Linked DNA regions of Homo sapiens: region 2 is linked to region 1. The links are chromatin contacts, found by Hi-C or POLR2A ChIA-PET in ENCODE. All regions are on one chromosome and are shown on one strand. The core of a region is the stretch at or near the end of the contact, and the rest is flanking DNA. Distances in the headings are between cores, read along the strand shown.

Region 1 (3,179 bases), core at 450-2,949:
AACAATGACAATTAATCCCTCCTTCCTTCCTTTGTTATTCTCTCTGTTGGTATTTATTTCTTGATACTTAGTTCAATTTCCTGCTTTACGGCAAAATATCGAACCTATTGGTCTCTTTCTGATGTTTGATGAGGGGCCCCACAGTAATTATTCATTCTAAACATCACGTAGGATTATTGAGTAAATGTTCATATGGAAAGTGTGAGAAACTGGGTTAAATGTGTTTTGGACCCCATACACTCTGGGAGATGTTTTATTATTTGTTTACTTTTTTTCAAAAGCAACATTATCAGTTTGACTCCTTTAGATTGCCTAACTTCTTTCTTCTAAAAGTAAGGGGCAGAAAACAATTAAGTCAGTGATCTTATTGGTGAGTCTGGGGAGCACAGTGGACATACCAGCTTGACACACTTCTCAGGAATAAGCTGTTGCTTTGTAAGTGGGTGAAAAAGGCTTCAACCTGCCCTGGTGCCTAAGAGGCAGAATCTCAGATAAGGGTGGACGGACCATGCAAACAGGTGCTTCACACACAAATCACAGGAAAAGCCTCTGGATGTGAAGTGTGAAAAGAACCGCTCACCACCCAGTGGCCTTATCAGTGACAGTGGCGCGTGTGCATGCACACAGGGCTCTTTGTGGGCCATCCCGGGGGCGTCTTTGAATTACCAAGGACAGGACACTAGCAGAAGGGGTCGGCAAACAGCTTCTGCGTTCTTGAGCTGAGTTGGAAGGATGAGAGGTTCAGAGGTAGCGGAGGGGAAAAGATGTTCAGCTAGAGAGGAGTTAGGAGGCTTTCAGCACTCTATCCCTTTACGAAGGCTTTGTGCAATATGACTGAGGGACGTTTGCTCGCACAGCTGACTTTCTCATTGCTTGATATACAGTTGCGGATAAACCTGTCATCAGTGAGCTAATGAGCAGGCCCTTGTGCTGCTGCCTAGCACAGACAAGAGCCACAGGCACACCGTGATGCCTTTGGAGCCTGTTTTTTCCAATTGAGGCATTTGAAATATGTCCTGCACCATGGAACATTAGTGATATTTTGAAATGAAAAAAGGAGCTGTTTCTCCAGCTCAGGGCCCAGTATTGGTAGATTGGTAGTAAGGCTGTTTCCTGTGATCCTCAGCAGGCAGGCATGTTGCCTGCTGGGCGTTTTCCTTCATATTTCATTACATCTCCTGGAAACGATCTTGCCCTAGAGGCCTGGTTGTGTTTGAAGAAACATGGTCCTTAGATCTGCAGCTTCAACACCGGGAAGCATCGCTCCAAGTAGTGGGGCTAGAGGAGCGCTCTGGAAAGCCAGCAGTAGAACATTCCTCCGTTTCCACCGAGACAGGCCTCTTAGAAAGGCCAGCCTCCAGGCCACACACTTGCTTGGTCCTGGAGTCACTGAAGGCCTCTCTCACTGGTTCAGTGTTCCTTCCTCTAGGCCAGGCTGTTTCCACACCTATGACCCGGTGTTAAAACCAGGCCCATGTGTGACCGTGTGGGCCACAGAATATAAAGTAGACACCCCGTTTTTTTGGATTGTTTCCTAATGTTCATGATTCCTGGCAACTGAAAAGTGCTTCCAGGGACAGGACTTACGGTGGGGCGGAAGAGGGAGGAGAGGAAAGTGATGTGAATACTGCTGACACCGTGGAAAGGCTGCTGGGAGGGCCCCTGAATCAGCAGGAGTTCACCTTCCTTCCCGTCCCGCTCTCCAGGCCCCAGTGCTGGGGTCAGCAGTTCATGCATAAGAAATCAGGATTCTTTGGAGCAATTCATGCTGCCAAATGCACACTGACATTCCAGGCCAAACCCCACTCCGCATTTGAAGGTCACTTGGCCTGCGTCAAGCACACTTGACAATTGCTCAAAGGGAAATGAGGGAATTGTTTTGTATAAATGAGTCAACTTACCTTCAATGAACACCACTGGAAATGAACCTGGCAATGATAGACGAGTTTGCATGGCTTTACCTAAGCACCGTCATAAATTATGGCATGTATTATGTACCTCTCAGCTTATGCTCTATGTCAAGTATGGGGAAGAAAATAATACAGTCTAGGCAATTTCAGCAAGACTGGGGTCAACTTGTTAGGAGCATGTGTTCACATGTCAGTGACCTGCAGTAAGGAAAAGAGAAATGAACATAGTCCAAGGTGGGAGGTAACCAGCACCAACCTCTTCCTTCCCCCCATATGGCCACCCTTGGTGTCAGCTTCTCCTAGGGGTGGCTGGCCACCTACCTCTCAGGGGGAGGTGGAATTAGACACCCAACGCACAGCACTGTGGACACTGGCAGGAGGCCTGGGACAGGCTGAGGGGATAAAGAGGTACCCTGCAGAGCATGGTTAACCTGCACCAGGGACAATGAAGAGTTGGATATGCAGATACCTGGATAAACATTGGAAAATACACTCAGTTTGAGAAAATATTTACAAGCGATTCAGGGAAGAGGATGAGTCCATGATGCTGTGGGTAGTAAATTAACAACCATATATATTGTATGCTGAGACAAAACAGGATTGGGAGAAGTCATTTTCATATAAGAGAAAAGTGGGTTTTCCCCATCTTTTCCAACTTGTGCTGCAAGCTCCAATGATGCTGCTGGAGAAAAACTTATCTCATGGAGTTGTTGGCTACTTCGTATGGTGATACAAGGTAGAGGTAACCTCAGACACTCTTTCAGCCCTTTTATGATCCATGTTAACTCCCTCCATCATGAAACTGGCAAAGGGATTCACAATCCTCACTGGGTTCTCAAAAACATTTACCACTTAGACATAAATTTTCACCTGAAGTCAGATTACATAGCTATATGCAAAAAGGAAGCAAAAGATCTTTACAGTCAGTTTCCCACTAATCCCCAAGACATGCTCGGTAGGAGGGCAGGAAGAATAAATCCAACCTCGACATCTGCAGAGAAGCCCAAAGCTCTGCCAGAGACCCCTTGGGGTTGGCTGCTGCGGTCACCTGGTGGCCCTTCTGCCTGGCTTGATGGAAACGTGTGCACTCAGTCTTGGGGCTACAGACAACCTGATCCAGAAAAAGAGTTCCTGCCAGCCTCTCCTTCTCTCCTCGTCCAACCTGGATGCACAAGACTCCAAGAAAAAATAAAAATTAAATGTTCTTACCTCACAGCAGTTGAGGATTCGTGGTATAACTTAAACCTCACCTGGAAAACCAGCAGGGAG
Region 2 (3,179 bases), core at 473-2,972, 230 kb after region 1:
ACTTGCTCCTCCCCCTGTTTCAATGCAGTCATTGGTCACTGCCCAGTGTGCACCTGGCACCTGACCAGTAGGGGGCACACGGGAGCAGTGTTGTGTATGAGCTCAGCTCAGGCACCAGCTGGTCAGGATGAGGCACCTCTACCTGGGCTCCACAGGAGAGCTAATTAGGTCATTGGATTCGATTCATCTTTTAAAAGTCTTTGAGAGTTTACTTGATTCGGATTTTTATTAAATCTCTTAACCAACTTTCGTCATTCTCAAATGCCAGTATAATTCTGTGAACACTCCAAACATTAGAAATACTTTTCTTATATTGTAAACAAATTCTGTTTATGTAGAAGATGGTTCTCTTTGGAAAAACAATGCCTGAAAGCTCTTCCAATTTAGCAAGGAAAATAGTCTGAGAAAAGAGAAATAGGTATGCAGGTACATGCCCCGCCTCAGCCCTCCCACACGTGGTCATTTTTGCTTGTTGAAAAATTAGACTTTAAGTAAAAAATGAAGCATCGAGAATGATCACTCATATAAAGGAGACTGTGCTTTTATGATATTGGCCTTTCTCTTCTGTTGATTGACTTTATTCCTATTCTTCATTTTTATGTTTCCTGTTGTCTGTTTTTCTCTTGTCTCACCTCCCAAGCTTTCTTTCCCTGGGCCTCCCGAGGGAGGTCTGATAACGCAAGAAGGATGAGAATGTGGGCGGGAGATGAGGGCGGGAGGAACTGCCCGGACCTGTCAGCCTTGGGTGTAGCACCTGCAAGGAGGACATGATTCTCCTGCGGTGACAGCCTGACCGGGCCCCCCACCCACCAAGGCAGGACCACGGCGACCTGGGGAGCATGCTGCCAGCAGCTATGGTGGGGGCTTTGGTCAGAGGATGGAGGAATCGAAGCTCTCCTCAAAGGGCTGAGTCAAAACTTCTTATCCGACCGAGCCAAGATGGAATTGCAATTCAGGGTATGTTTGACACCTTGATGTGATTGTGTGGCCCTTTGTAAAGGGTTCAGAGGGTGATCATGAGCTTATAAGCTTTTCTCCACCTTCAAATGGAATTGACAAATCCAGAATCTGTTTTTTTCCTCAGGTTATCATAAATTGTGACTAATTTTACTTGTGGGAGGTCTATTTTCCTTTCCTAATCAAAGACTTCAGTAGTCACGTAATACCTTCAGTAGTCACATAGTAAAAGATTATTACTACCTTCTTTTTTTCCAGAGCTTTTACTTTAAGATGGAATTCTTGTTCTGTGGTATTTGTGTTTGCCTAGTAGGATGAAAAAGGTATACTGGCTTTTGGCAAATTTTAGTCTAAATTGCATCACTTTATTATGTCTGGAATGGGAGATGTGGAGAGTACTTAATTTCTGGGTTTTCTCAGTAATTCTTTTTATTTTCTGTTTTGTTACTATCGTTTTGAGGCAACAATAGAACTAGTGACAAAAATATAGCTTTCTTGTTAACTTAGTTCAAAGGGTTATTATGGCCTTTTTCTGAAATAAATTTTCATTAGAATGAAATACTTTGGAAATACCTGACCTCGTTCTCTTCTGTCTGGACCTTGGACTCCTTAATGGTACTTACTAGAAGGGAGCTCTTTGGTCTTGCCGACGATGGACCCATGGGAGGAACACAGTGCCAGCTGAGGAAGCAAGTCTGAGCATAGAAGTCATAGACTCCCAGGGGCTCTCAGAGCTGGCCTGCTGCCCCTCCATGCTCTCATCTGACCCCACGCCCTGAGAGTCTCCTAGGGAGTAAACACGAGTGTTCTTGCATTTCAACAAATATGTATTGAAAGCAAATATATACCAGACATTTTTTTAGGCAGCGGCATGCTCTGATCTATAGCTAATCTACTTTTAAGAGGTATAAAAAACAAATGTTATCATCTGTTTTGTTTGGACAGTGGTTTCCAGCCATACTTTTCAGGCTGGCTATATTCAAGAAGAGTCCAGCCAAGAAACTCTTTTGAAAATAGCCTGATAAGTATTCACTGCAAAATAGTAAATTTGTCATTTAACCAGGTATCCAAACGAGACAAGGCTGTTCTATGTTCTTAACTGCCAAAGGATGAGTGATTATTTGTAAAACCTAGGCATTCCGTAAGAAGTGCGAATCACAGTATTTAAAAAATTAATCATCTGATTTTGCTCCTTTGCTTCTCAGATGAGAAAACAGAGCTCAGGGAAGTTGATTACTGAGCTTCAGGCAGCACAGTCAATAAAGTGGCAAAGCAGGCCTGGAATCACATGTCCCAGACTCTTAATCTTACATTTTCTTCCTTTGTTTTTTTTTTTATTTTATTTTTTGAGAAGGAGTCTCACTCTGTCACCCAGGCTGGAGTGTAGTGGCGTGATCTTGGCTCACCGCAACCTCCGCCTCCCGGGTTCAAGTGATTCTCATACCTCAGCCTCCTGAGTAGCTGAGATTACAGGCATGCTCCACCATGCTTGGCTAATTTTTGTATTTTTTAGTAGAAACAGGGCTTCACCATATTGGCCAGGCTAGTCTTGAACTCCTGACCTCAGGTGATCCACCTGCGTTGGCCTCCCAAAGAGGCCTTCTCTCTTTGGGATTACAGCCATAAGCCACCAAGCCCAACCATTTAATCTAACATTTTCTCTCTTATCTCATACTCTCCTGATAAATTTGACAAATTTCTGTAACAATATTCAGAGCTTTGCAAGGTAACAAAGTAAAAACATAGTAAAAACTATGCTAACATGTAAGAGATTTTTTAAAAAACAGTGTCTTGAGATATAATTCAGGTGCCACACAATTTACCATTTAAAGTGTACAATTCAATGGTTTTTGGTATATTACATTATTTACTTTTTAAGCTGTGGTAAAATATACATAACATAAAATTTGCCATTTTAACCATTTTAAATGTGCAATTCAGTGGCATTAGTTGTATTCACAATGTTATGCAACCATCACCAGTATTTTTATAACTTTTTATCACCCCAAACAAAAATTCTGTAACCATTAAGCAGTAACTCTGTTCTCCTCTTGTCCTGTCTTTGATAACTTCTAATCTGTTTTCTGTCTCTATGAATTTGCCCATTCTCCTCTGGGAATTTACTAGACATTTTGTATGAGTGGAATTATCTAATATTTGTCCTTTTCTGTTTGACTTATTTCACTCAGTATAGTATGTTCAAGACCCATCCATATCAGAAG

What was found. Hi-C counts contacts between places; a loop is a spot of excess contacts on that map. ChIA-PET counts read pairs that join two places held with the same protein, here RNA polymerase II (POLR2A). Pooled maps may share reads with other maps.
Region 2: a map of heart left ventricle shows a loop between it and region 1 (2.3-fold over the local background). The contact joins two enhancer-like sites. A Hi-C loop is called at or near these places in 2 of 168 maps with a recorded cell type or tissue (heart left ventricle and heart right ventricle) and 5 of 50 pooled maps. POLR2A ChIA-PET finds 5 or more read pairs at or near these places in 1 of 52 experiments (Caco-2).

What each region holds. Positions count from the first base shown.
Region 1 is chr6:150,451,298-150,454,476 of GRCh38, forward strand. No RefSeq gene overlaps it. Among named protein-coding and RNA genes, the nearest start is that of IYD, 84 kb to the left of the region's middle. Within about 2 kb of position 1,700, at least 6 of the 41 ENCODE cell types and tissues checked have a DNase peak (open chromatin) inside an H3K27ac peak, as active enhancers do; they include heart right ventricle, where a contact is called at or near this core.
Region 2 is chr6:150,686,034-150,689,212 of GRCh38, forward strand. The region is part of intron 2 of PLEKHG1 (pleckstrin homology and RhoGEF domain containing G1); the gene reads left to right. Among named protein-coding and RNA genes, the nearest start is that of PLEKHG1, 88 kb to the left of the region's middle. Within about 2 kb of position 1,723, at least 8 of the 41 ENCODE cell types and tissues checked have a DNase peak (open chromatin) inside an H3K27ac peak, as active enhancers do; they include heart right ventricle, where a contact is called at or near this core.